Linked DNA regions of Homo sapiens: region 1 is linked to region 2. A link is a loop called in an ENCODE intact Hi-C map of the cell type or tissue named here. Cell type or tissue: endothelial cell of umbilical vein. All regions are shown on one strand. Each heading gives the region's core, and the rest is flanking DNA. Links, peaks and the distances in the headings are about the cores only.

Region 1 (15,482 bases), core at 4,337-12,336, 230 kb before region 2:
CCAAAGCAATCCTAAGCAAAAAGCCCAAAGCCAGAGGCATCACATTACCTGACTTCAAACTATACTATAAGGGTACAATAACCAAAACAGCATGGTCCTGGTACAAAAACAGACACATAGACCAGTGGAACAGAGTGGAGAACCCCAAAATAAAGCCATACACCTACAGCCATCTGATCTTTGATAAAGTAGACAAAAATAAGCAATGAGGAAAGGACTCCCTGTCAATAAATGGTGCTGGGGCAACTTGCCAGCCATAGGCAGAAGAATGGAACTGGACCCTTACCTTTCATCTTATATAAAAATTAACTCAAGATGGGGAAAAGATTTAAGTTTAAGATCTGAAACTATAAGAAGCTAGGAAACACCATTCTGGACATAGACTTTGGCAAATAATTTATGGCTAAGTCCTTAAAAGCAGTTGCAACAAAAGTAAAAATTGACTGGTGGGACCTAATTAAACCAAAGAACTTCTGCACATCAAAAGAAACTATCAACAGAGTGTACAGTCTACAGAATGAGAGAAAATGTTGGCAAACTACACATCTGACAAAGTTTTTTTAATAGAATGCCTATTATTAAGAAGTAAAAAACAACAGATTTTGGTGAGGCAGCAGAGAAAAAGAGAAAAGGGAGTACTTATGTGGATGGGAATATAAACCTAGTTCAGCCACTGTGGAACGCCATTGGAGGTTTCTCAAGGAGCTTAAAGCAGAACTACCATTCGATCCAGCAGTCCCATTAATGGATACATATCCAAAAGAGAACAAATAATTCTACCAAAAAGACATATAGTTGCATGTTCATCGCTGTGTGCAGAAATCAATAGCGTTTCTATGCACCAATAACGTTCAAGCTGAGAGCCAAATAATGAATCCAGTCTCATTTGCAGTAGATATACACACCTACAACACCTAGGAATACATCCAACCAAGGAAGTAAAACATTTTTACAAGAACTAGAAAACACTGCTGAAAGAAATCAGAAATGACGCAAACAAGTAGAAAGACATTCCATGCTCATGGATTGGAAGAATCATTGCTGCACTATTCACAATAGCAGAGATGTGGTATCATCCTAGGTGCCTAGCAACAGTAGACTGGATGAAGAAAATGTGGTACATATACACCACAGAATACAATGTGGCCTTAAGAAAGAACAAAATCATGTCCTTTGCAGCAACCTGGATGCAGCTGGAGGTCATTATTCTAAGTGAATTAATACGGGAACAAAAAACCAATACCGCATGTTCTCACTTAGAAGTGGGAGCTAAACATTGGGTACTCATGGACATAAAGATGGCAACAGCAGAAACTGAGGACTGCTCGAGGTTGGAGGGAGGGAGCAAGGGTTGAAAACCTAACTGGTGGAAACTGTGTTCACTACCTGGGTGATGGGCTCATTTGTACCCCAAACCTCAGCATCATGTAATATACCCTGGTAACAAACCTGCGCATGTACCCCCTTGGTTCTAAAATTAAAGTTCAAAACACAACAATCCCAGAAAAATTTATTAAATTCAAACTATCAGTTTCAGGCACATATTTTCATCCTTTTTAGAAGTACTTTTGAGCTGAAATTGAAATGTCAAATAACATATCATTTGAAATACATGTTTGGTTGAGTATTGCCATCACATGGTATTAAATATTAAACATTATTTTATGCTGTTAGCGGGTCACAAGTTTCAGTGTGTAATGAAGAAAATATTATCTGTTTGATGACTTCTGTGCTCTGTGATAGAACTGTGTGTATTTATTTACCATAGTAACAGGCTTTGTTCTGTTAGTGAATACTTAAATGTGATTATTAAGTGTTATGTGAATATAACTATTTCAGACATAGTCTATAACTGCTATACACAAATTCTATAGGTTTTGGGAAATAATAATAATGAAAAGATGCCTCTGCCTCATATATAACAGTCCCTACAGTAATCAGGACAGACGTCTTTAGAACCAGGTGGTTTGTACCCAGTGATAAGTTAATATGTAATAAAGTCTTGCTATAAGTGAATCTGAGAAAAAAGCTACTTTTAATAAATACATGGATTTTTTTTTAAACAGAAACCTTTAACAGAATAAATTTATAATATTTTAGAGTCAGTGCAGTTATACATATGTTTCTTCATACTGCTTACTGTCTATGTGACCTTGGGCAAATTCACTCATCTCCGTGTGCTTTAGTGTTTTTATCTGTCAAATGGTTATAATAACAGTTTCTATCTGGTACGGTACCTGTAGTTGTACCTGGCACTTAGCAAACACTGTGTTATCTTTTATTATCATTGTGTATACGCCATTCAGAGTACGTGGGCACAGTGTTTGAGGCACCTACTAAAGCCGGGCACAGTGTCCGAGGCACCTACTAAAGCCGGGCGCAGTGTCCGCGGCACCTACTAAAGCCGGGCACAGTGTCCGAGGCACCTACTAAAGCCGGGCACAGTGTCCGCGGCACCTACTAAAGCCGGGCACAGTGTCCGAGGCACCTACTAAAGCCGGGCACAGTGTCCGAGGCACCTACTAAAGCCGGGCACAGTGTCCGCGGCACCTACTAAAGCCGGGCACAGTGTCCGAGGCACCTACTAAAGCCGGGCACAGTGTCCGAGGCACCTACTAAAGCCGGGCACAGTGTCCGCGGCACCTACTAAAGCCGGGCACAGTGTCCGAGGCACCTACTAAAGCCGGGCACAGTGTCCGAGGCACCTACTAAAGCCGGGCACAGTGTCCGAGGCACGTACTAAAGCCGGGCACAGTGTCCGAGGCACCTACTAAAGCCGGGCACAGTGTCCGCGGCACCTACTAAAGCCGGGCACAGTGTCCGCGGCACCTACTAAAGCCGGGCACAGTGTCCGCGGCACCTACTAAAGCCGGGCACAGTGTCCGAGGCACCTACTAAAGCCGGGCACAGTGTCCGCGGCACCTACTAAAGCCGGGCACAGTGTCCGAGGCACCTACTAAAGCCGGGCACAGTGTCCGCGGCACCTACTAAAGCCGGGCACAGTGTCCGCGGCACCTACTAAAGCCGGGCACAGTGTCCGCGGCACCTACTAAAGCCGGGCACAGTGTCCGCGGCACCTACTAAAGCCGGGCGCAGTGTCCGCGGCACCTACTAAAGCCGGGCACAGTGTCCGAGGCACCTACTAAAGCCGGGCACAGTGTCCGAGGCACCTACTAAAGCCGGGCACAGTGTCTGAGGCACCTACTAAAGCTGTAGGCTGGAGGTTCTTGCACTTGAGATAAGCCCCGATTACAAAATAACACTCTGTGGAAGGTGTTTTATATTTGCAGCTTACCTGTGAATATTCCAAGTAAAGTCACTGCTATTTGAAGCCAACCCAGCTGCTTTCCTTTATCAGAAAAGAATGTTCCCCTGTGAAGCCTTTTTATACTGTCCTAACAACCCAAATCCAGGAACACAACCCCTGCTCCCAACTCAAATGGACTTTTTCACCCAGTCAAATCAATGTTGGTTCTGTCTGTCCATTTTCTTTACATTAGGAAATGACATGTAGCCCAAAGGACAAATGTTTTAGGGGATGGATACCCCATTCTTGTTGATGTGCTTGTTTCACATTACATGCCTGTATCAAAACATCTTATATAGCCCATAAATATATACACCTACTATGTACCCACAAAAATTACAGAAAAAATAGCATCTGAAACAAATTGCCAAACTTATGCATAGGATTGAGTGAAGTAAATTAATTTTGAGTCTCAAAATGTTGCTGGTGTATTTAATTTTTAAAAGAGCTTAAGATAGTGGGCTTTCAGGTTTACATTTTAGTTTATTGCTTTCTTAAAGCAGTTAACTATCATTAAAAGATGGTTGCACTTTAAAAGTTGATTCGGGAGAGTAGTATTTATTGTCCAAAGTTTCATATTCATCTTTAAAAGATGTACGTCAAAGTAATTTTTTTCTTGTTTTGTTTGATAGAGTTCTAAATACATGAATATAGCTTTAAGAGATGGACCTTAAATTGCAATTTAATTTCAGACTCAATAGACACACGATACTCTGCTACCATTTTGGCAGTGTTATAAGCCTATTGATTATTTCTGATATTATCAGTGAGCAGCTTTTGTAGTGGTCAAGGTGCTATATAAATATAATGATTTCTTACTGACTTTCTGTAAACTTACGTGTTTGGACTGGTGAAGATTTATTTCTAGAAATAAAATATTCTCATATGAAGTGTGAACATTGTATTTTTACACCTAGTTTATGTGAAAAATATCTGTATTGTGTATTATAGTTTTGCAGTCACTGAAAATAGTGTACTGAATTCAGCTGTTTTCTTCAGGTAGCTATTCCATGATAACTGAGTTTGTCAAGCAACAATTGAAGATTTGAATGTTGGACTATGAAAATGAGGTTTCAGCAGTCACAGTCATCACAGGGTGAGAATAGATTAGATAGTGTTGCCAGGTTTTAGAAGACAGAGTATTAGAACCTAGTATCAGTAAGGAGGAACACAGGAATATAGAGAAGACCATTTTTGAGTTTTAGATTTTATAGAATTTTTAGACAGTTTTGCAGGTATATATCAAGAGAGGGGGAGGGAAAGGAATGCGTTTGAATTTATTCTGCAGGTGCCTGCAGTTATTAATGTGCTCTATAATTGTGTCATGCCAGAAGGTGACTTAATTTGAAAGTAAGCTAACATGGAACAGACTTGACTACCTGGGGGAGCTGCTCTTAGAAGAAAAGAGATAAAGTTTAATATAAACAGTACAAAATCACCTATCCAGTGGGGAAATAACTTTTGAGTTTGGAGAACATTGTATCTAAGGAACAGTTGCCAAAGCAGATATTACAGTGAAAGGTGAGATCAATAGACTTAACGTGACCTGATCTTATTAGTTGATAAGAAAAAGTTTTGGAAGTACATAAATACAAACACACATTTTTTAAGGGTGAAACAGAAATTATATTTTTCATGTTACTTTAGGTAAAACTGTTTTGTTGGGCTGTACTACTATGATGATCAAATATAACCTTAATTGAAAATTTTTATAGAGCTTATTTTTTCAGAAATATTTTATCCCAGTACATTTAGGAAATTACAAAAAAAAATACAAAAAAAACAAAAAACTAGGATCCATACTGGGTGCATTTTTGTGAATTAAAACCTGAAATAATTGTTTAATAGTTTCCATATTTGTGTTGTATTTTCTGTGTTTTGTGTGGAGTATCAATAATCAGGCCAGGTACGGTGGCTCATGCCTGTAATCCCAGCACTTTGGGAGGCTGAGGTGGGCGGATCACTTAAGGTCAGGAGTTCAAGACCAGCCTGGCCAACATGGTGAAACCCTGTCTCTACTAAAAATACAAAAATTAGCCAGGTGTGGTGGCAGGCGCCTGTACTCCCAGCTACTTGGAAGGCTGAGGCGGGAGAATCACTTAAACCTGGGAGGCAATGAGCCAGAGATCGCACCACTTTGCTCCAGCCTGGGTGACAGAGTGAGACTGTGTCTCAAAAACAAATGAAGAAACAAAAAGCAATGATCATACTATAAAAAAATCAAATACTAAAAAAAAATCCCAGTAATCACCTATTTTAAAATGCACTTTGTAGTTTTCGCATCTTGTTCTTGATCTTATTTGACCCTCAGAGAAATACTGTGAATTAGGTAAAAGAAGTCAGAGAGCGGCTGGGCACGGTGGCTCATGCCTGTAATCCCAGCACTTTGGGAGGCTGAGGCGCGCGGGTCACGAGGTCAGGAGATTGAGACCATCCTGGCTAACACGATGAAACCCCATCTCTAGTAAAAATACAAAAAAAAAAAAAAAAAAAAATTAGCCGGGCATGGTGGCGGGCGCCTGTGGTCCCAGCTACTCGGGAGGCTGAGGCAGGACAATGGCGTGAACCCGGGAGACAGAGCTTGCAGTGAGCCAAGATTGCACCACTGCACTCCAGCCTGGGCGACAGAGCGAGACTCCATCTCAAAAAAAAAAAAAAAAAAAAAAAGGAAAGTCAGAGAGCTTTTGCATAACTGGCCCAGAGGGTGTGGTAGATGGAGCTACACTCAGACTTTGGAGCCTGACTAATAACACAATTAGAGCATGAGCAAGAGGAAGGCCAGGGGCAGCTTTGACATGGGAAGAGAGCTACTTACATACTGACCGGTAATTGATAATGGGAACAAACGACCTGCCCAAATTACTTTCCAAAAAGTCTCTGTTGGGAGACATTTCAAGTTTAGAAATGAACAATTTTGAGATGATCTGGGCAGATTTGAAATCTTGTGAAATCCCTTCAAAATCCGAAAATGAGTGTGTGAGAGCCCAGCGTGTGTTTTGTGAAGACTTCTCTTGTGTGTCTTGTATTGCTTAGAGGGCATGATTTGATGACATGGTCAGAACATTCTGGGCAGAATCGTTACATCATCAGTTCTTGTCATATTGGCTCCAACCTTATTTTCTTACGGTTGCTTTTCAGTTTTATGAAACAATTTCCTCCAAACACCTTATCAGTGGCTCAGTATCCGAACCTTTTACTCCAAATACAGTTTCAAAAGAGATATGCTCTCTGCCTGTTAACTATTTCAGTTGAGACCCAACCTTACATCAATAGAATGAATCTCTGCAACGGTTGGTTTCAGCAAGGTGGTGAGAGGGATTTTGATGGTGAGGGACAGCGAAGCAGGAAAGGGTATGTTCTCATCACTCATGAAAACTTACTTCTCAGATAGCGTTTGCTCATAACCGCTCGCTAATCCAGGCAGTACTTATCCAGGTTCTCTTGCTACCTGGATTTTTTAAGGATAAAAGTCTACCAAAATTTTTCAAAGCAAATTCTGTAATCTACTAGAAGAATTTATTTTTTTGAAGGCAATAGGTGACTCTTAGCTAGAAAATAAAAAGTGTTAACTGTCGTTTCTATTTACTTTGGGAAGCATTTTGCCAAACAAAAAGGCCTCTTTTAGGTGTGGGAAATGAGTGATGAGTAGCTGACTCAGGAGCCGCAGCTAGCCTCTCTTATATATAGTCTATGTTCAGAGTGCGGAAAAAAGAGAAGAAACTGCTTTGTGACAGTTTCCCACGCACAAGAGATATTAATGAAATAAAATGTTTTTAACTCGTGTGTATATATATATATATGAGTCCCATGTTAAAAAATATATATATATATATATATAGAGAGAGAGAGAGAGAGAGAGTTATCCTTCTCTTTCTTAAACCACAGTGCTAGAGGCAAAATCTGTCCTGGTAGTCTGTTGAATGTGTGGTTGCCTAGACACACGTTATAAATAATTATTTAATTAATTTTTAAAAATGGAACTTGAGATTTTAGCATTTTGCTTATAACACATAAAATTTGAGATCTGGGACCTCAGAATTTTCTTCTGTACTTGCACACATGCTTTCAAATGTCATTACCTACTTGAGTCCAGCATCTGGCAATTCGTTATACTGAGCAGCTAATTTTTCATTGTGGTTCCTCTGGGTCTCAGTGCAGAGTCATACAACACAGCTGACTACAGAGTAGCGACCTGGATTCAGATCAGCTGCCAAATTAAGTTTACAATTCTGTAACATTCAGGTCTAATAAGGGAGTTATATACAAAAGAGCATTTAGTCTTAGTTGATTTAGTAGTTTGATGTGTATCTTCGTATTTTAACATATAACTAACGAAGAAATATGCTGAATATTATTTTCTTTTAAAAAACATTTTAATTATCTGAATAATCGAATTCATCCCTATGTGAGACTGTAATTATATTAAACAGTGTAATATATGTGTTACATATATATATAGTATATATGTATAAAATATATATAGTGTAAATGTTAGAGTCAGGCAAATTGGGTTTTGATTTCTGCAGAAATACTGTTATTTGGGCATCTTCTATGTGGCTCAGTTTCCACATAGGTAAAATGAAAATTCTAAAAATAACTTCATAGGGCCATTTTAGAAATTAAATAAAGTCATAAATATACTATTAATGCATATTATAAAGTGTCCAGTAGGTGGTATTCTTATTGCATTTGATGTAATTTATTTATGAATTTGAAGCTTCAAGCTTCCTTGACCGTAACAAATGCATACATAACCCAGAATATGAACAATTCACTCTTCAAAAGTTTTACTCACTTGAAATAATATACTCCACTTATGATAATGACTTCATTTTAGAAATCATATTACTTGGGATTGGTACCCTTTCTATTACAACAGGAGCCCTAGCTACTCAAATAGACTTACTTTCCAGTAGAAAAATATATTTTTACAATCCACATAGAATCTCATTTGAACAACTAGAGCAATGTCCAGAGTCCTCACTTCTTACTTAAAATAAAACTACAGATACAGTAAGATCAAGGATCATACCGTAAGAACAAAGGCAAAAGTTAGGTAGTAAAGGGGAAGAGAAGAACGTTTTATTAATTTTTTTAACTAAAGAAAGCCACCATAATTGAATGTCAACTTTAGCTGTGACTTTTCTGGCAGCTAGAATAAAAGTAAGATCGTTGTCTGATAGAACTGAATGTCTCAGTTTATTAGAACAACAAAATACTGTAATCTTTCTCAAAACCTACATGGAACAAACTGGAACAAGTATTTCATGAAAACCAAATGAAAAATAAGTAAATAAATGATTTCATCACCACTGTCACCAAAAACAAATGAATTTTTTGGATAGGAAAACATGGCTAAGTTGGTAATTGACTGAGACATTGGCCTGGTGTGTTATCTGTGGTTGTATTTTATTAAACTTATATTTACAGAAATGGAAAAAAACTAACTTTTCATACAGTTTGGTGTATTCATAGCAAAATATGAATAGAAATCACCTCTGGAATCTTGATGAACAAGGCCTTTAGTGGTTCATTGGTGTAGAATGAATATCAATTTAGAGAAATAGGTCTATAAGTCAGGAAGTGATGCAGAAATGTCATAAGGCTTATTCATAATCACAACATTTTTCAGATATTTTCCACGTTAAATCTGAAATTTTAATTTCTTAGATAAAAATCTGTTATTTTTGATTTTTTTTTACTTTTGTTTTGATTTGTAAAATTTCTATTTCATTTCTCTCTTTAAGGGTTGAGATTTTCCTAAGTGTGAGATGTCTGCCTCTTTCTTAATAAAAGAGGATCTACATGTTTCAAAAATACTTTTATTCCCAGTATTTCTGTTTTTTGTTTGTTTGTTTTTGGAGACAGAGTCTCGTTCTGTCACCCAGGCTAGAGTACAGTGGCACGATCTTGGCTGACTGCAGCCTCTGCTTCCCAGGTTCAAGAGATTCTCGTGCCTCAGCCTCCTGAATAGCTGGGATTACAGGCATGTGCCACCACACTTAGCTAATGTTTGTGTTTTTACTAGAGACAGGGTCTTGCCATGTTGTCCAGGCTGGTCTGCAACTCCTGGGCTCAAGTGATCCGCTCGCCTCAGCCACCATGTCTGGCCTGTTGCCAGTTTTTATTCTTATTTTTAAACTTCATCTTGGAAATAAAACTAAAAAAAAAAAAAAAAAAAAAGGCAGTAGCTGCTGAATTCTTTTAGGAACTCTATGGAGTTCAGGTTCTTGGTCTATTTAGCCGTAGTGGAATTTATGAAAATCTAAAACATTAATGATGCCTAAGAGGCAGGCTGCCTCACTGAGATGAATGCTTTGCCTGGCCTGATAGCAGAATTAAAGAAAATTGAAACTTCAGCGTTTTGAAGATCACTGGGGTATCATTTGGTATGTATTCAGAATAGTTCATGAATAATGTTTAGATGGAGTCCATATAAACCCAATTCATAGTAGAGTGGAAAAATTTTTATATACAGAAAACTGCTGTAGCCAGATAGTAAAAGAAGATATATTTAACTGTTTATAGTAGGCAACAGAAGGCAGTGTGGAAGAGTCCAATGAAAACAGTGTTAGGAGTGCTTCTTGTCCCTTTTTACACAACTAGAAAATATAAAGCAAAAGTAATTTTTATAACATATGCCAAGGATCTACTCATATGGTACATGTTTTATATCTGCCATAACAGACTGACATAGCATCTTTCACTGTCAAATTGAGTTAGCTGTGGTACATATCATGGATGGTTTCAAAGCTATTTTGCCATTAATAAGGCATTTACAAATACTATAATAAGTGCTTATAGTATATACTGCCGGTCCTTTCAGATTGCTGCTTTGCATGCATCAAATCCTATTTATAAAGTGGTATTATCCAAAGTGAATAGGGAAAATGATCTAGAAAGTCAGGATTTTTTTTTTCCACACTCACAAGTAGAATCCTTCTCTCTAGTGAATTGAGTCAGCATTTCAGAATGGAAAAGTCTGATGTGCAAATAGCTAGCCCCAAGATACCTATAAAATGGGGTCACTCAAAAAGGTGAAAAGTACAATGAATTTACATTTAAGTGTCCTTGGCCTCTTTTAGGTGTGGGAAATGAGTGATGAGTAGCTGACTCAGGAACTATAGCTAACCTCTTTTATATATAGTCTATGTTTAGAGTATAGTAAAAAGAGAAGAAACTGCTTTGTGACAGTTTCCCATGTACAAGAGATATTAATGAAATAAAATGTTTTTTTAACTCATATATATATATGAGTCCCATGTTAAAATATATATATACACATATATGTACATATATACGTGTATATATATGTATATACACATATATGTCTCCCAAGTAGCTGGGACTATAGACATTTGCCACCATGCCCAACAAAGATTGGTTGGCTTTTATTCATTTTTTAAAAATAAGGAAAAAATCCCCACCTTTTACAAAACGTGTAGAATGTTATTTCTTTCTAATCTTAACTCTCAATCTCTTGTGTTCTTAGTCCATCAAGTAAGAATTCTTTCTACACCAAACTTTCAAAGTAAGATTCAAAATAATCTTGAAATAGTTAAAACTCTTTCCAAGAATTAGAATGATTTCATAACAAAACATTTGATATATGGGCCAACAAATAGAATAGATTTAGCCAAAGACTGATTTTTGAAAGGAAAGTTCAGGAAACCTCCCAGAATATTCATATATATAATGTACAGTATAACTGATTAATGGATAATTTGGGAAATTAGAAACTTGGGGGTTAAGATCTGTGAAGACCAACGTCTTTCTAATAGGATTTCCAGAGGCAGGTGATAGTTAAGATAGAGGGGTGGAAATAGTCAATGAAATGATAAAAACATTATTCACAAAGCTGAAAAAAGCCTTATAATTCTTCAGATAGAAAGGGCTCACTATGTGTTGAATCACATGATTTAAAAAAGTCAAAAACTCAATTATTCCTAGTAAAATTTTAGAACTCCATAGAAAATATATATATACCAACATATTCCCCTAGAGGGAAAAAATAAGTGACAAAACATGCAGGAACTGGACTAAAATCACATTTCTCATATGCAGCATTTAATTCTAGAAGATCACGGAACAGTACTTTCAAAGTTCTGAAAGATAAATAACTTTGAATAAGTGCGATGTGGTGCTGAGAAGAATGTATATTCTGTTGATTTGGGGTGCAGAGTTCTGTAGATGTCTATTAGGTCCACTTGGTGCAGAGCTGAGTTCAAGTCCTGGATATGTTTGTTAACTTTCTGTCTCATTGATCTGTCTAATGTTGACAGTGGGGCGTTAATGTCTCCCATTATTATTGTGTGGGAGTCTAAGTCTCTTTGTAGGTCTCTAAGGACTTACTTTATTAATCTGGGTGCTTCTGTATTGGGTGCATATATATATTTAGGATAGTTAGCTCTTCTTGTTGAACTGATCCCTTTACCATTATGTAATGGCCTTCTTTGTCTCTTTTGATCTTTGTTGCTTTAAAGTCTGTTTTATCAGAGACTAGGATTGCAACCCCTGCTTTTTTTTTGTTTTCCATTTGCTTGGTAGATCTTCCTCCATATCTTTATTTTGAGCCTATGTATGTCTCTCTGTACATGAGATAGGTCTCCTAAATACAGCACACTGATGGGTCTTGACTCTTTATCCAATTTGCCAGTCTGTGTCTTTTAATTGGAGCATTTAGCCCATTTACATTTAAGGTTAATATTGTTATGTGTGAATTTGATCCTGTCATTATGATGTTAGCTGGTTATTTTGCTCATTAGTTGATGCAGTTTCTTCCTAGCATCGATGGTCTCAGTAAAGCACTCCTCAGCAAATATAAAAGAACATAAATTATAACAAACTGTCTCTCAGACCATAGTGCAATCAAATTAGAACTCAGGATTAAGAAACTCACTCAAAACCGCTCAACTACATGGAAACTGAACAACCTGTTCCTGAATGACTACTGGGTACATAACGAAATGAAGGCAGAAATAAAGATGTTCTTTGAAACTGATGAGAACGAAGACACAACATGCCAGAATCTCTGGGACACATTTAAAGCAGTGTGTAGAGGGAAATTTAGAGCATTAAGTGCCCACAAGAGAAAGCAGGAAAGATCTAAAATTGACACCCTAACATCACAATTAAAAGAACTAGAGAAGCAAGAGCAAACACATTCAAAAGCTAGCAGAAGGCAAGAAATAACTAAGATCAGAGAAGAACTGAAGGAAATAGAGACACAAAAAAAACCCTTCAAAAATCAATGAATCCAGGAGCCGGTTTTTTGGAAAGATCAACAAAATTGATAGACCGCTAGCAAGACTAATGAAGAATAGAGAGAAGAATCAAATAGATGCAATAAAAAATGATAAAGGGGGTATCACCACTGACCCCACAGAAATGCAAACTACCATCAGAGAATACTATAAACACCTCTATGCAAATAAACTAGAAAATCTAGAAAAAATGGATAAATTCCTCGACAGATACACTCTCCCAAGACTAAACCAGGAAGAAGTTGAATCTCTGAATAGACCAATAACAGGCTCTGAAATTGAGGCAATAATTAATAGCTTACCAACCAAAAAAGTTCAGGACCAGATGGATTCACAGCTGAATTCTACCAGAGGTACAAAGAGGAGCTGTTACCATTCCTTCTGAAACTATTCCAATCAATAGAAAAAGAGGGAATCCTCCCTAACTCATTTTATGAGGCCATCATCATCCTGATACCAAAGCCTGGCAGAGACACAACAAAAAAAAGATAATTTTAGACCAATATCCATGATGAATATTGATGCAGAAATCCTCAATAAAATACTGGCAAACCGAATCCAGCAGCACATCAAAAAGCTTATCCACTACGATCAAGTTGGCTTCATCCCTGGGATGCAAGGCTGGTTCAACATACGCAAATCAATAAACATAATCCATCATATAAACAGAACCAAAGGCAAAAGCCATATGATTATCTCAATAGATGCAGAAAAGGCCTTCGACAAAATTCATCAGCCCTTCATGCTAAAAATTCTCAATAAACTAGGCATTGATGTGACGTATCTCTAAATAATAAGAACTGTTTATGACAAACCCACAGCCAGTATCATACTGAATGGGCAAAAACTGGAAGCATTCCCTTTGAAAACTGGCACAAGACAGGGATGCCCTCTCTCACCACTCCTGTTCAACATAGTGTTGGAAATTCTGGCCAGGGCAATCAGGCAGGAGAAAGAAAGAAAGGGTATTCAGTTAGGAAAAGAGGAAGTCAAATTGTCCCTGTTAGCAGATGACATGAGTGTATATTTAGAAAACCCCATTGTCTCAGTCCAAAATCTCCTTAAGCTCATAAGCAACTTCAGCAAAGTCTCAGGATACAAAATCGATGTGCAAAAATCACAAGCATTCTTATACTCCAATAACAGACAAACAGAGAGCCAAATCATGAGTGATCTCCCATTCAAAATTGCTTCAAAGAGAATAAAATACCTAGGAATCCAACTTACAAGGAATGTGAAGGACCTGTTCAAGGCGAACCACAAACCACTGCTCAATGAAATAAAAGAGGACACAAACAAGTGGAAGAACATTCCATGCTCATGGATAGGAAGAATCAATATCATGAAAATGGCCATACAGCCCAAGGTAATTTGTAGATTCAATGCTATTGCCATCAAGCTACCAATGACTTTCTTCACAGAATTGGAAAAAACTACTTTAAAGTTCATATGGAACCAAAAAAGAGCCCTTATTGCCAAGACAATCCTAAGCCAAAAGAACAAAGCTGGAGGCATCATGCTACCTGACTTCAAACTATACTACAAGGCTACAGTAACCAAAACAGCATGGTCCTGGTACCAAAACAGAGATATAGATCAATGGAACAGAACAGAGCCCTCAGAAAGAATACCACACATCTACAACCATCTGATCTTTGACACACCTGACAAAAACAAGAAATGGGGGAAAGATTCCCTATTTAATAAATGTTGCTGGCAAAAGTGACTAGCCACATGTAGAAAGCTAAAACTGGATCCTTTCCTTACACCTTATACAAAAATTAATTCAAGATGGATTAAAGACTTAAATGTTAGACCTAAAACCACAAAAACCCTAGAAGAAAACCTAGGCAATACCATTCAGGACCTAGGGAGGGGCAAGGACTTCATGACTAAAACAGCAAAAGCAATGGAAACAAAAGCCAAAGTAGACAAATGGGTTCGAATTAAACTAAAGAGCTTCTGCATAGCAAAAGAACCTACTATCAGAGTGAACAGGCAACCTACAGAATGGGAGAAAATTTTTACAATCTACTCATCTGACAAAGGGCTGATATCCAGAAACTATAAAGAACTTAAACAAATTTACAAAAAAAAATCAAACAACCTCATCAAAAAGTTGGCAAAGGATATGAACAGACGCTTCTCAAAAGAAGACATTTATGCAGCCAACAGACACATAAAAAGTGCTCATCATCACTGGCCATCAGAGAAATGCAAATCAAAACCACAATGAGATACCATCTCACACCAGTTAGAATGGCGATCATTAAAAAGTCAGGAAACAACAGGTGCTGGAGAAGATGTGGAGAAATACGAACACTTTTACACTGTTGGTGGGACTGTAAACTAGTTCAACCATTGTGGAAGACAGTGTGACTATTCCTCAAGGATCTAGAACTAGAAATACTATTTGACCCAGCCATCCCATTACTGGGTATATACCCAAAGGAGTATAAATCATGCTGCTATAAAGACACATGCACACGTATGTTTATTGCGGCAGTATTCACAATAGCAAAGACTTGGAATCAACCCAAGTGTCCATAGACTGGATTAAGAAAATGTGGCACATATACGCCATGGAATACTATGCAGCCATAAAAAATGATGAGTTCATGTCCTTTGTAGGGACATGGATGAAGCTGGAAACCATCATTCTTAGCAAACTACCGCAAGGACAGAAAATCAAACACCACATGTTCTCACTCATAGGTGGGAATTGAACAATGAGAACACTTGGACACAGGGTGGGGAACATCACACACCAGGGCCTGTCATGGGGTGGGGGTAGAGGGGAGGGATAGCATTAGGACATATACCTAATGTAAATGATGAGTTAATGGGTGCAGCACACCAACATGGCACATGTATACATATGTAACAAACCTGCACGTTGTGCACATGTACCT
Region 2 (15,482 bases), core at 4,004-12,003:
TTAAAAGGTATTGTGCTGAAGAAAAGGAAATCAGTATAGATTTTGCTTGCCTGTTAGCCTCTAGATAAGTCTTATTGCAGTCAGCAGTCTGCTGTGTTCTTGTGCAATGGTGGCAGAAATAGATGTCAAATCCGTCAGTAGGACAGGATTACGTTCAGACGGACCCCATAAGACACTGCTTTGATTGGGTAGAGGAGGCTGTGAAATCCCTTGGTTCTGAGAATTGAATACTTGTGAAGATGATAGTAAACTCTTCTGGCAGGCAAGTAACAAGTCTATAACCAAGAAGATATATATTGTGTTTGTGAAGAGAAAAATCTCCTTTCTTTCTAATATATCTTACATATCTTGTTAAATTGCTTCATGCCATGCTGCTATATATGTATTTTCTTTCAAAGGCCTGAGTTCCAAGAAAGCAACAATTTTATTTGTAATACTGTTCTTTATTTTTAAAACTATGTATTTTATATATGTACATTTATATATATGTATGTATATATTTACATTTAGTACCTTGGTACTGGCCTTATAGGATTTGAAAAAATTAAATTAATAATTACATTTTTCTTTCATTGGCATTTAAGATAGCACAGATGGACCTAGGTAATCTAGATATGAATTCTTGACCACATGACAAACACAGATTTAAAACTTTATGAATTAGGTGAGTCCCTTTATGTCAAGAACACAGCTACGATCATCTTTTGTGGAAATAACAAAGATAGGGTTTTTTTGGTTGGTCTTTTTGACAATGCTTTTGGATTCTATAAGGTTCTATGACCAGTATTTGTAACTCAGACCTAGGATTTAGAAAAAGTCATTGCCTACATGAAAAATATTCCTCTTTTAGCCTTTCTTTTCTAATGTCTTGTTTTGGAAGAAATCAAAAGAATAGCTGTAAAGCGTTTGAGAGACTCCAGAGCAGCGTTTGACACTAGTGACATTTTGGGCTGGATAACCTTTGGTCGTGGGGGCTGTCTTGTGCATTGTAGGGTGTGTAGCAGTATCCTAGGCCTTTGCCACTAGATGCTAATCATACTTTCCTACCCAGTCTTCAGACTCAGAAATGTCTCCAAACATTGCCAGACTTCCAGGGGGAGGAGCAAAATCAGCCCTGATTGAGAATCACTGGAGTGGAGAGTAATGGAGAAGTTCAGAAATGCAAAAAGCTCAGAGAAAAATGGGGCTCAGAGGAAATAGAAAAGTAGCAAGGGGTTCAGGCTTTCTAAATCAACAAAATACAATTTTCTATTAAAAAAAATAAGTCAAGAACCAAATAAGATATCAAGAAATTATCTGCAACATTTAAGCCAAAGCATTGATACCTTTAACACACATACAGCGTAAACTAATCAAGAAGAAATCTGCTGGGCATGGTGGCTCATGCCTGTAATCTCAGTGCTTTGGGAGGCCAAGGCAGGAGGATTGCTTGAGCACAGGAGTTTGAGACCAGTCTGGGAAAAATAGCAAAATCCATCTCTACAGGAAAAAAAAAAAAAAGCCAGCATGGTGGTGCACACCTGTGGTCCTAGCTACTTGGGAGGCTGTGGCAGGAAGATTGCATGAGCCCCGGAATTTGAAGCTGCAGTGAGCTGTGATTTTTGCCACTGTACTCCAGCCTAAATGACAGAGCAAGACCCCATCTGTAAACAAAGAAAAAAAGTTTAAAATCAATGAGGTGTGTATAGGTAAATAGACAAAGCACGTGAAGCACAATTTTTACAGAAATATGATGGCAAACATTTAAAATATTCAGACTCATCTATGAAATTGATAATGTCTTGTTCTTACTGTTTCTCTAAAGCTCAGTTCAAAAGTCATGAGATGAGGCAGAGCAAGTTGAGTGCCTTGACTGTGGAGCGTGGGGTCCTGGGAGAGAGGGAAGCCACTTTGGCTCAAAGCTGAGTGTCTGAACTCAGGGGAGTGAGAGCATTCACGTGGAAACCTGGCAGCCGGGCAGGAGAGGGCAACAGAGACACGGCTGGTTGTTTTGGAAAGGGAAGGAACTGGAATAAAACTCTGTTCATTAGAGAGACTGGTGTGAACTCTTGGTATTCCACAGAGAGAAAGAGCTGTGTAGAAATAAACATAGATGCAGATCTTTGTGTCTGTGTGTTCCACATACGTATATTTCCCGGCTGTGTCCACTGAGAGGACCTGGGAACTGTAACACCTAGTGCACACCTAGTCTGGGACTTTGGCTTCTAAATACTGTTCGCTACTTAAAGGTGCTCTTTGGAAGAATGGCTGATTCCAGGGCTGGGACAGAGAAGTAGAAGATGAGCCTGGGATGTCTTCTTGTTTCATAAAGTAAGGAAATGTCCAAAGATGAGGATATAGCAGAAGGACATAGGAGTCAGCTTGAAGAGGCTCCTGCTAGCCAAATCTGTGGCAATTTCAGCATCAAAATAACGGTAGTAATAGGTTATAACTCACTGAATAAAATAGGAATTTGTGAGTTCAGTGCTTAAAGTCCTAAGTTTGCTGAGGAATGTCATATATGCATTCTCTCAGAGTAACTCTCCCCACTCCCAAATTCTTAGGAATTCAAAGAGAAAATGAGAAACTTCACAGTGGAGAAGTCTGACAGATAACACTTTAACCTAGTGATCAAAATTAATAACATCAGTAATAAGACTGATTGAAGTTATGTACCACGTGATAGGATATGAGAACTCAGCATCATGACTGTGATGCTCCTGCCAAAGATGCAGAACCTCAATCTATTCGTGAAGAAACATCAAGCAACCCCAAACTGAGACGCATTATACAACAAAATAACTGGCCTCTAGTCTTCAAAAGTGTCAAGCTCATGAAAGTCAAGCAAACAGAAGCCTTGATTCTGAACTGGAACCTTTTGCTGTGAAAAGGATCATGGTGGAATGATTGGTGAACCTAGGATTGGATGGTAGTAATGTATCAATGTTAACTTCCTGGTTTTCATAGGTGTAGGACAATGTCATTGTGCATAAGAAATACACAATTTGGAGGTGATGGGCCATTGTGTTGGCAACTAACTTTCAAATAGCTAAGAAAAAATAAGTTATACTATTCTATTCTTGCACTGTTCTCTAAGTTTAAGATTCTTTCAAAATAAAAAAAAAGAATAAAAATTAATGGTGGCAGTGCTGATGGCCTCATACCTTGCTGATACTTTTGGCAACAGTATGTATCAGAAGCCCTAAAAATGTTCATGTTCTGACATTTGTTATTCTGTCCTCAGGGAACAAAAAACTTTGGAAAGACACTTGTATTATGGTATTAAGCAGAACAGTTTCATTGATAACTGTAAATGCAGTGGGTTTTTAACTAGGTACAAAAAAAAAATCATAGAAAAAGATTGGAAGCCCCTTCTCCCATCATTCTTAGCATTAGACCGACAAGGCAGGATGCTTCTGAATGGCCACACATTGGCTGAACTGTTTTTCCATTATTTCTTTCCAATGTCTATTTTATTCTCGGTAACATAATTCCAGCTTCCTTGTTTTCTTTTTCTTTGACCTTAGTTAGCTCGCTGTGCTCCCTCATTCTGCCCTCATCTCAGCCCCTCCTGGCCCCTCTTCCACAGTGCTTCTGCCTGCCTTTGTCCTACTGAGAGCAAGATTTCTTGTGTTTGCTGTGTTGAAAGATTTTTCACAGGTAATGCTGTTGTTCTGTTTCTTTTTCTTTTTTTTTCTTCTTTTTTGAGACTGAATTTTGCTATTGTCACCCAGGCTGGAGAGCAGTGGCATGATCTCGGCTCACTGCAACCTCCACCTCCTGGGTTCAAGCAATTCTCCTGCCTCAGCCTCCCGAGTAGCTGGGATTACAGGCACATGCCACCACGCCTGGCTAATTTTTGTATTTTTAGTAGAGACTGGGTTTCACCACGTTGACCAAGCTGGTCCTGAACTCCTGACCTCAGGTGATCCACCTGCCTCGGCCTCCCAAAATGTTGGGATTACAGGCATGAGCCACCGCGCCCAGCCAGTTCTGTTTCTTTAGCATGATGTTTCCTTTCCCTTTTACTATTCTATTTTTTTTTTTTTTTTAAGTGATGGGGTTTCACTGTGTGGCCCAGGCTGGCCTTGAACTCCTGGGCTCAAGCAATCCTCCCACCTCCGCCTCCCAAGTAGCTGGGACTACAGGCGTGAGCCAGAGTGCCTGGCTGATACTTATTTTTTTATAGACCTCATGTCAATGCTTTTCTGTCCGCCACTGACGGGATCAGCCTAGCCATGACCAGCTCAGCACTCCAGCATTCCAGTTAGCAAGAATGACTGCTTAGGCCTCGATCTCACATTTCAAAATGCTCTCTACTTCCTTAGAACATTAGAAATAAAATTATTATATGATCCAGCAGTTCTCTTTCTAGGTATACACCCCCCAAAATTGGAATCCAGCAGGTACTCGAACAGATATTTGTACACATTTGGTGAGAGCAACCCACGTGTCTATCAACAGATGTATGGATCTACAAAATGTGTGCCACATATAAAATGGAATTCAGCCTTAGAAAGGAAACTTTGACACATGCTATAACATGGGTGAACCTTGAAGACATGCTAAGTGAAATAAGGTAGTTACAAAAGGGCAAATATTGCATGATTTCACCTCTGTGAGGCACCTCATGTTTGAAATTCATAGAGACGGAATGGCGGGTACCAGGATCTGAGGGGAGAGGGTCGGGAATGGAGCGTTATTGTTAATGGGCACAGAGTTTCAGGTTTAGAAGATGAAGAAAGTTCTGGAGATGGATGGTCGTGATGGTTGTGCAACAATATAAATGTACTTTGTAGCCCCTGAAGTGAATACTTAAAATGTTAAATTTTACATTATATATATTTAACCTCAGTTAAACATTTTTTAAAATGCCATACAGTTGTTAGATGGTAGAACATTCAGTGATTAATGCTGAACTTAAAGGAAACTTTCCTGAGATTGTTGGATAGGGGAACTTCTGTTATCTTTAGCTTATAGGACTGTGGCTAGTGGAGTGGCCAAGGGAAAATGTCCCCTTTTTCCTCTGAAGTTTTGCTGAAAATCAGCTGCTAAAGGCATAAAAAAGCATACACGTTTGTTAATGTGCATGAGGGAGAGTCACAGTGATGACCTACCACGCCCTGGGGGACAGATGTATACACCCTTCTTCTTAGGGGAAAGGGAGATGGGGAAGTGTGGATGATTTTAACGGGGTAGGAACTGATTTTTAGGGAATTCAGTGGGCTTGAAGAACATACCATGGCCTGGGACCATCTGTTGGGCCCGCAAAGCAGATAGGAGTCTGTTCAGGTGTGTTGACAGATTTCAGTCTTTGTTCCTGGGATAGGAGTTCAGTTACTGAAGACGCAGGGAAAGAGCCAGAGGTGATTGTTTTCTTCTTTGGCAGGTCTGGGAGTTTGGGCAGATAAGGGAACTCCAATGAACAAGTTCATCGTCTGCTTGGGAGAGAGAGAAGATTGAGAGACAGTGGGTAAAGTGGAAGGCCAGAGAGACCTGGAGGCTTCTTCAGTTCAGGATGTCAAAGCGCTGTATTTTAGGGTATTGGTTTATGAGCCCCAACACTGGATTCTGTACCTTCCTGGGTATTTTAATAGGAAATTAAAAGAAGTTATCTACAAGTCCAAAAGTCTAAAAGTAGCTCTTATCAGACACCTACTATGAATAAATAATCCTTTAAAAATATCCACCATAGCTTTACAAAAGATCTGTTATGGTGTCATTTACCGTATTTTGGAGAACTGGAGACATTAATAATGCGGCTGTGATTAACCACGCTACTAAGTCCTAGAGTCAGGGATAAGCCCGTGACTCTTCGTTCAAAGTTCATAGTTCATGCTGTTTCATGAAACCCCACTTCCTACAGAAAGCATGAATGCAACATTATCTGACCACCAGGAAATCATATAGGCCGCACTTGACAATGTGTTGCTTAGGACAGATACTCACTTTTTTATTTGTTTGTTTGTTTGAGACAGTCTTGTTCTTCACCCAGCCTGGAGTGCAATGCCGCAATCTCGGCTCACTGCAATCTCCACCTCCTGGGCTCAAGCAATTCTCCTGCCTTAGCCTTCTGAGTAGTTGGGATTACAGGCTGCACCACCATGCCCGGCTAACTTTTGTATTTTTAGTAGAGACGGGGTTTCGCCATGTTGGCCAGGCTGGTCTCGAACACCCGACCTCATGATCCGCCCACCATGGCCTCTCAAAGTGTTGGGATTACAGGCGTGAGCCACCACGCCTGGCCGACAGATACTTGCTTTTAATGCAAAATTGCTGATGAAAGCCAAATTCCTCCAATGCCTCTGAACTCTAGGTGATGTATTTTAATTTTTTCCTCTGTATTCTCTTTTTTCTATTTATAAAACAATAAGATACTGTGTACCGTATACCAGAAAGCTTCTTGAGGGTACTTGTCCAACCCTCTCATCTCAGAAAGCAGGAATGTGGATGTTTGATGCTATGTGACAGGGACAGTACAAAAAACACACATCATCTCTTTCTAGTGCTGCTTATTATTTTCTGTGTAATTCTCCGTATATGTGCTCATTGACTTTTATACATTTTTGAGTACTTCTCCAGCTACACATGCCAGACTGTCTAATACCTGGCGTGTCCCTTTAGGCTGGTGATTTACCCATCAGTCAGTTTGATCTCATCCCTGCTGCATTGACGAGATTTTCATTGTTAAATTGCTTTAAAAAAACACCACAGATTCAAAATTAAATAAATGTAACATATCAAACCAATAACTGTTACATTATAGGCTAGAAACCACAGAGTACCTGCTGCTACATTATAAAATTATGTGGCCAGGTGCAGTGGCTCATGCCTGTAGCCCCAGCACTTTGGGAGGCCAAGGCAGGTGGATCACTTGAGGTTGGGAGTTCGAGACCAGCCTGGACAACATGGTGAAGCCCCATCCCTACTAAAAATACAAAAATTAGCTGGACATGGTGGCACGTGCCTGTAATCCCAGCTACTCGGGAGGCTGGGGCACTAGAATCTCTTGAACCCAGGAGGTGGAGGTTGCAGTGAGCCAAGATCGCAGTACTTTACTCTAGCTGGTGTGAAAGAGTGAGACTCCATCTCAAAAATAATAATAAAATAAAATAATGCATGTGAACAAAAAACTGAGCTATAGATATTGAATGAGGAATTCTTGACATGGCACTTTTCTCCTATTTAAAGCTCACACAAAAACCCTAGGAAACGTGGTCTTGTCTTCTCGGCACATGTGAGAATGGTCCTGACTTCTGTGTTTTCCTTGTGGGAATGTAAGACCTGTTTCTGTTGATTCCTTTCAAATATGGAGCATGCTCTTTTGTAGCAGAAGAGTGAAAACAGCGCCTACCAGAAATGTCAGTACAGTAGAGTGCTTTTCTTGATGTGAATTAAGATTTCTCAGAACTTCGCTTTCTCAGTCATTTGCCCAAAGTGTGCCCCAGGACCTTGTAGTGTATCCTTTCTCTTGTATGTGTGGCAGGAATGGGTGGGTGACAGACATGTATATGATAATTGAGGATCAGAACATATGTGATGGAGTCGATTTTCCTTCTGCCTTTTCCCTGCTTTGCTGTTTCCTCAAGGGAAATGATGCCTGTGCATAGACTATTGTGTGGGGAGGGGCGTGGGTATGGGGAGAGTAGCACTTGGTGAAACTGCATTTACACAAATCTCAATGTTTTCCTGCATGCATTTGCATTTACTACATAGGAACATATGCACACGCTGTCGATAGAGGCGGTTACAAAACTGTTAATGCCTCCTGGAAGGTGAAATCACAAACTGCAAAGGTTTCTTGCCAGGGAAAATGTAGAAATGACACTGCCACCTGTTGTTTAAACCAGAGAATTGCTACAAGTTCTGTTGCACCCATGAAGGGGGCAAATGCTGGGAGTAGATTTCTCCTCTCTCCTCACGTGGAAACTCTACTTATTTATTGATAACCGGTACATTTGCTATAAAATAGTCTATCAAATGTGGGTTTTCACAGTGTGAAATAAGAGGAAAATAATTTATTGAAAACATGCTTGGGTCTTTATTGTCATGGTGTGTGGTTTTCAACGCTTTATGTAATGGAGCCTAAGGCTTTCTATTTTGTGTAGTTTTTCCCTCAAGAAGACAACAAAGGAATTTCTCTTCCTTATGCTAATGGTGGATGAAAAGGTAGGAAAGTACTTGGGGCTAGTGTCGTTGGCTTATGTTCAGTCATCGAGCAAGCAGTTGGTAGCCAGTATCAGTGGATAATGATATTGACAGCCAGTACCAGCAAGCAATTGGTAGCTGGTATCAGTGGACAATGATATTGACAGCCAGTACCAGCAAGCAATTGGTAGCTGGTATCAGTGGATAATGATACTGACGGCCAGTATCAGTTTCATTTGGGTGTCTGATGAAAAACTTAGTTCTTCTGCAGTGAGGAAAGGGTAGCTATTGAGGGTACTAAGAGCTGGTGTTCAGTTTGTGTAGTGGAGCAAGCGTAAACTTAGCAAGATAAGGAGTTTGTGTGTGATCATGCAGATTTCAGTGAGTTATCAATCCACTTTAATGCTAGAGCCAGTGCCCCTCCACCCATATTAATTAGTTATGCCATTCTCCTATGTGAATTACCATGGCATAAGTTAGTGGTTTTAACAGAGTTAATGAACTCTGTTGAGATAGCTGGGTCAGAAGGCAGCTAACTAAGAGGGAGCTTGCACTGGGGCCTTTGTAAGTAGGAATTCCCACTCACAGCATCGACAGTGGTCTAGGTGATTTTTAAATTCTCCTCCTTTTTATGTCCTTTTTCTAAATTTTACAGGCACATAGGCCAAACCTGTAGTGTTCACTTTCTGACCATGAAAAACCGTTATGAATAATGTTCACTTTCTGACCATGCTAAACCATTATGAGTAAACTTTAAGTCATCTTATTGAGGATTGACACCAGCTGATGATTCCTATATTGGTATTTAAAATTCCAGAAAGTCAAAGCTCAGGCAGAATAGTAAAAGAAAATGAAATAATATGAAGTCCCAGAGAGGAGGAAGGTGGTGTTTGAGGAGTGTTTTTCAACCTTTGGCAATTTCTTCAGCTCTTAGGGCCTTGATTTCCCCATCTATGAAATGGGGAATTCAGATCACAAAAGTTTTGAGGTTCCTTCTGCCTATCATTTTGTTGATGTATTTGAAACTTATCTTGCTAATACACCATTAGATCTCTAAATTTGTAATACGATTTAAAATGTAGATTTCTAGTCCCAATGTGGTGCTAGACTTCGCTCTTCCTGGGCCGCATATGGGGACAAGATGACGTCTTCAGCCGTCTTCAAACCCTGTGACTCTGGAAGCATGTTATATGTCCTTCCTATGTAAGAAAGTATCCAAGTTTTCCTAGGAGACTGTCAAACTAGGATAAGCACACCTTTCCTTGGGGAAACACCATCTTTCCTTAACCTTCTTTAGCTTAATGTTTTTGATATTCAGCACATACTATCTAAATAGATGACGCAGATATCCATAGACACCATGCCATAGTTAATATCTAATGCCTTCTAACAGCTACATATGGAACAATTATTTTAGCCCTCTAAACCTTAAGATTGGATGAGTTTGCCTTTTAATCCAAGAAATATTTTGGGATGAGAAGTCAACTTTTCCCCATTTTTCCTTGTCTTTCCTATTTGGACTTTCTCCGTCACACTGTTCGTTTAATGAATAAGCAAAGATAACTCAGCTGCTTGCCAAAAATGCACTCAGATTTCTCCTGCAAACACTCATTTTTAAGTAAACCAAAGTAGTAGGAAATGAAGAAAACAGAGAGGGAGTTTATTAAATTATGTTTAGGCTTTCTTCCTGGCATCATTGGGCTCTGGATACATGTTGATCAATTCTTATCCATGAGTACATCACGCTAGAGTTTTAGGTCTTTCTCTGCATGGAGAAGCTTCATCTCTGGTGTGAGGTCTGGTAGTGAACTGATGAAGGAGAGGAGAAAACAAGAGCAGGGGGTCACTTTTTAAAAGTCAATTTTTATCCTGCTGTGATTGAATTGTTGCCCCAATAGACAGAGCATACGATTCTGTATTGTTTCTCAACAGAGAACTAGAAGAAGTAAAGAAACTTCTTATGACATTCACAAACACAATTTCTACTGTTATGTTTTAAAATATTGGGGTTTTTGTTGTTTTTTTGTTTTTGTTTTGTTTGTTTGTTTTTTGAGATGGAGTCTTGCTCTGTTGCACAGGCTGGAGTGCAGTGGCGCATTCCCAGCTCACTGTGACCTCTGCCCCCTGGGTTCAAGCGATTCTCCTGCCTCAGCCTCCCTATTAGCTGGGCATGGTAGCACTCACCTGTGATCCTAGCTACTCAGAAGGCTGAGGCAGGAGAATTGCTTGATCTCACGACACGAAGCGGAGGTTGCAGTGAGCCGAGATCACGCCACTGCACTTCAGCCTGGGCAACAGAGCAAGACTCCATCTCAAAAAAAAAAAAAAAAAAAAAAGATCTTACATGAGACAACGTCATATTCCAATAGCTTCTTCTACTTCATTCTAGTTACTCTGCCTGGGGTCACAACAATAATTTTGAAGGTATTTTAATGTCTTTCTCCTTTTTTAAATAAGGAGAATACTAAGACCTGATTGGAGAGACTTGCCTTACGGCTCTGGCCATCTGCAGTGTTGGAAGTAGATGATCTAACTTGAATCTAATATTCTTTCCACTATATGATATATACACAAACCAGTATTGCCTTTTGCGTTGTTACCCTTTTATGTACGTGTGTGTATGTGTATACACACATACATGTTACAAAGTAATCAAGTCCCAGTTAAAAATATATATTCACAAATATTTCTGTGACTTCAAAAAATGTGAAGACTCTTAGTTTAGACAAAAATGCATTAAAGTTAGGATTGTAGACTCTTCCTAGAAACAGAAGGGACACTGTAGATAAGAGTAGGTGGTGTCCTCTAGCTTCAGGCTATTTTGCATCAAAAACAACCTAGACAAATCACGTATACTTTGTATATGTTAGTATAGCCCCCAATACATGAATTCCAACCTGTATTGCTGACTTCGCTCCTACAGTCTGCAGCATTGTGAGCGCCTTGAAGGATGCTATATTAAAGTACTTTGAGCGTGGTTTCACATTATGGCCCAACGATACACACCTGTCGATTTTTGCTGGTTTTACCACCATTATTTTATATAGTTATCATTTACTGAGTGTTGACTATGGGCCAGTCGTTTCATAGCAGGCCCGTTTTTCATATTTTGCAGCTAAGAGGAGGAAACCGAAGCCAAGTGACTTGCCCAAGGCCACGCTGCTAGCAAGCGGTACGGCTGGCACTTGAACTTGAGTCTGTGACTCCAGAGCCGAATTCTTCATCCCCGGACTCTCCTGTCTCACCTGGGGAAGGTGCTGAGGTGTCTCAGAGGATTTACCTCACTCTGCAGGCCTAAACAGAATTAATCCTGTGGTTTAGTGTCTTAATAGGGATGCTGAGGGCAAAGGAGAGGCTCTTATTTTCAAAACAAATGACTTTGGCAGCATGAAAAAACGAAACCGAGAAAATTGCCAGCACCAAGCTTTGTGTGCAAACACTACTGCTTTGTTCCCCGGTGTTGAGACTCCTCATTAAACAGCTCCCTCCCTGCGTTGCTCGAGAAAGGAAAGGAAAACTTCAGAGGTACGGCTACTCCCCAAGCGCTGTTGCTGCCAGAGCCTCTAGTATTTATTTTTCAAAATTTTAAAAATAGTCATGGCATTCTTACAGCTCTTATGCCCTCCAGGATCCCAGCCGACTTCTAAGTACAGAAATGTTAATGGGCCGAGGGAGGGGAAGCCCAGAGGGCAGATCACCTCCCAGAAACTCAGGCTAAGCCAGTCCTCGGCTGAGAGGAGTTCTGCTTTCAGTGAGGCCCACCTTTATTTCTTATTTACGTCGCATTACAGGATGTGTCAAGAGCCCTTAGACATCCTAGGCAAGTGGTAACTGATGTTTCTCCAACACCGCTCTGTGCGTCTGTGGATAAGGACACAGTTTCTCCGAGGCCTTTCAGAATACAATGCACAGGTTGTGTTTCTTCATTACCATTGAGGTTTGGAACCTCTGGCTATTTCAGCCTTCCATTCTTGCCCTGTTTACAGGTAAGGAAAGGCTGAGAGAAATGAAGGGACTTCATTTTTGTCACATCGCTTGTGATACCATTAGGACCTCCTCCAGATGGCTGTCTTCGTAGGACAGTAGTCTTTCTTTGGCATCACTTTGTTGAAGCCCCTATGGTAGGGACTATGACTTAAACACTTTTCCTTTGGTGTAAAAATCACAGCCTTCTTATCCATGGGGAATGGATTGTTAACTGATTACTGTCATTTTTAAATATTTCAGTTTAGTTCTTTTCTAATGCATTTAATCCTGTTTCCCACGTCTGAGTACAAATTGCCCCACAGTATATTTTTTGTCATGCCCTACTGCCTTTTTTTTTTTGGTCAGGGTCTGGCTCTGTTTCCCAGGCTGGAGTGCAGTGGTGTGATCACGGCTTACTGCAGCCTCAACCTCCCAGGCTCATGTGATCCTCCCACCTCAGCCTCCTGAGTAGTTGGGACTACAGGCATATGGCACCATGCCTGGCAAATTTTTTTTTTTTTCTATTTTTGGTAGAATGGGGTTTCGCCGTGTTGCCCAGGCTGGTCTCAAACTCCTGGACCCAAGTGATCCACCCACATAGACCTCCCGAAATACTGGGATTACAGATGTGAGCCACCATGCCCGGCCTCCTTCTGCCTTTTCTTTAGTCCTTTCATCTCCTTTTATTCCCCTAACTCTTCCATCTCTCCCCCTACATGAAACCCAAAGTGCCAGGTGAATGAATCTCATTTATTAAGGTGAGATCAGAGAGTTGTCTCTGCAAGTAGATCATTGACCAGGGAGCTGACTCCAGACTCCCTTTCACGAGGCACCCAAATCTTTCCCTTCTGGGAAGAGAAAGCACCTCATCCCATCCTTCATGGCATCAGTTTTCCTCTTGAATAGAAACCTCCCACAAGGCCAAAGACAAACGCACATGCTTCAGAGTCTTGCTTTCTACGGATTGGGAAGGATAAGTTACGGTCCTGTGGGATGGGTAGCAGAGTGCTGCCTGATAATCCCTAGAGAAGGATGTCAGGCCCCAGTCGTGGCCGCTTCTCCAGCAGCCTCTTTAGAATGTGGGGAGTTGATCACTTTCTGTCCTCAGCTTCGGGCCTTAGCCTCAGTTCTGGCCCAGGAGAGGAAGCCCCTCTCAGCAGCACCTCAGAACAGAACCGTGTAACAGGAAGGAAGGGAGGAGTGAGCAGGATTGAGCAGTCCAGCTCCTGCCCATGCCTTTTCTCGAGCTCTGGCTGTGTCTGCTCTTAGATTTCATAGTGCTAATTGGTTTTCATGTTTTAGAGGCTCCAGGCTCCTTGATCTTGTTTGTTATGGAGTCTTCAATAGCCCCGCGATTATGTGTTCATGATTACGTTAAGCACAGTTAATATAGCTGTGGGGTCTGCGTGGAGGGCTCCTTCCGAGACAGCTCACCTCCCTGTGGTGTGTGTCCCTCTGTTCTCAGTGGGCTGAAAGACAGGGCAGTTTTGTTAGGCGAGACAGGTCAGTATTTGGCACTTGATGTCTTTTAAATTGTCTCTATTCACACATCAGGAAGGCTGCAGCTGATTTCCATTTATTTTTTAGTTTTTTAAAAAATCTTCTGAGAATAAGTCAGAATTATACAGGGGCTGCATATCACTTTCCAGCTTTCCCCCTAACTTTGTAAGTATGTGGGGAAAGACAGATGTGCAGTAAGGGCTTCTCACATTATCACCCAGGAGTTCCGTCTGGGAAACAGGGAGCACGTCCCAGTTCCCCTTTGGTAGGAAGAGGAACCTACGTGGGTCCAGCCTGGATATCCCTGGACTGTTCCTCACCACCCGTGTCTCCCCTGTCCCGCCCCCCGCCGCCCCTCCAGCACCCCAGCCCCTCCAACATCCCAGTCCCTCCAACTCGCTCATCAGTTTTAAGGTAGAATAGCAAGGCGGGCTCTTCCTACAAAGTAGATTTTTACTTTAACAACTTTAAAATCCACTTTGGGGCTTTGGGGGACCATGACATATAGGTTAGATTTCTTTTAGCAGTCAGGACGTGGTTGTGCTTTCAACACAAACATCAAATCACCGTCTTTAATTTTTAAAACCAATCCTAAAACAGTGTAGTAGAATTGCTTCCCAAATGTCAAGATCCCGCCTTTTCTCCCCTTTCAATATCTAGCTGTCTTCGGAGTATATAAAACCCATTCACAGAGCTTGGGAACAATTAGGTTCTCAAACTCCACATCTCATATGGAGGCCAATTGAAGATGAACATCTTTAAATGTCAAGAGGTGTGTGTTCTGGCCTGTAACCACGGCTCCATATGTGTGCTGGTTCTGACAGGGGCCCTAAATTCAGTGACGACGTCTGGTAATGATTGAGAGTGACTGCTGACTGGAGGTTTGAAGGACCTGGCTTCCCCCACTTTTTCTTTCTTTATCCCTTTTGCAGTTTTCATAGGATTCTCTGTTTGTGAGAGGATTCTGCAGTAAGCAGGTACTTGTGTTTTGCTTTTATAACATCACTGTAAGCGTGCCCCTTTACATGCTTAAACTATGCCCATATGACTCTCTGCAGAAAACTGGACCTGTTTCCTAGGCCCTGCTGTATTCCAGCTGAGAGGAGGCATAGGACATACCAAGGGAGTTTTGATTTGCTTATCCTCACATCCTCTAATTTAATGGGTAGCCCTTTATAGAGACAGGTGACTATCCGCATTTTAGATGAGCAAACCAATGTTCAGGGAAGTTGCCCAAGGTCAGAGAGCTAGTTAATTGAGAAACCAGGATTGAAAATCAAATCCAGTTCCAAGTACAGCGTTGGCTCCACCATATGTGATGGTCTTCCAGCTGTAAGCGTTTGCTTTGCTACTGTGAGAAACATTTATACTTGTCTGCTGAGTCATAGGGCAATGGGAATATTTTTGGCTTGCTCTATCTGGCTAATTAAGCAATGGCAGTAAGATAGGCAGAGCCCACATTTTTGAGGTTTTTCTTTGTAACCAACATTCTTCATGTAATGTTTCCCCCTTAAAATGTTAAAATTAGGCCAGTCCCAGTGGCTCATGCATATAATACCAGCACTTTGGGAGGCCAAGATGGGCAGATGGCCTGAGCGCAGGAGTTTGAGACCAGCATGGGCAACATGGAGAAACTCCATCTCTAGAAAAAAATACAAAAAAATTAGCCAGGCATGGTGGTGCACGCCTGTAGTCCCAGCTACTCGGGAGGCCGAGGTGGGAGGATCAGCTGAGTCCAAGGAGGTTGAGGCTGCAGCGAGTCATGATTGCACCACTGCTCTCCAACCTGGGTGACAGAGTGAGACGCTGTCTCAAAAAAAAAATTATTATCCCTTATTCTTTTATTTCTTATAGTGTCTGTAGCATATAGGCCTCCCCAGGGAACAGTG

The links. Hi-C counts contacts between places; a loop is a spot of excess contacts. Peaks named below come from ENCODE experiments on the same cell type or tissue, not always from the same donor. Only the 100,000 strongest peaks of a DNase experiment are listed, where the experiment ranks them.
Region 1: a loop joins it to region 2, with 8 times the contacts of the local background. A loop is called at or near these places in 4 of 110 quality-filtered maps.

The regions. Positions count from the first base shown.
Region 1 is chr1:246,239,129-246,254,610 of GRCh38, reverse strand. The region is part of intron 5 of SMYD3 (SET and MYND domain containing 3); the gene reads left to right. Among named protein-coding and RNA genes, the nearest start is that of SMYD3-IT1, 76 kb to the left of the region's middle. In endothelial cell of umbilical vein, for the core only: no CTCF peak of the experiment used is centred there; no DNase peak of the experiment used is centred there; H3K27ac peaks cover 471 bases.
Region 2 is chr1:246,004,787-246,020,268 of GRCh38, reverse strand. All of the region lies in intron 5 of SMYD3 (SET and MYND domain containing 3), which reads left to right. Among named protein-coding and RNA genes, the nearest start is that of SMYD3-AS1, 96 kb to the left of the region's middle. In endothelial cell of umbilical vein, for the core only: a CTCF peak has its summit at 7,845 (motif pointing left); a DNase peak (open chromatin) is centred at 7,738.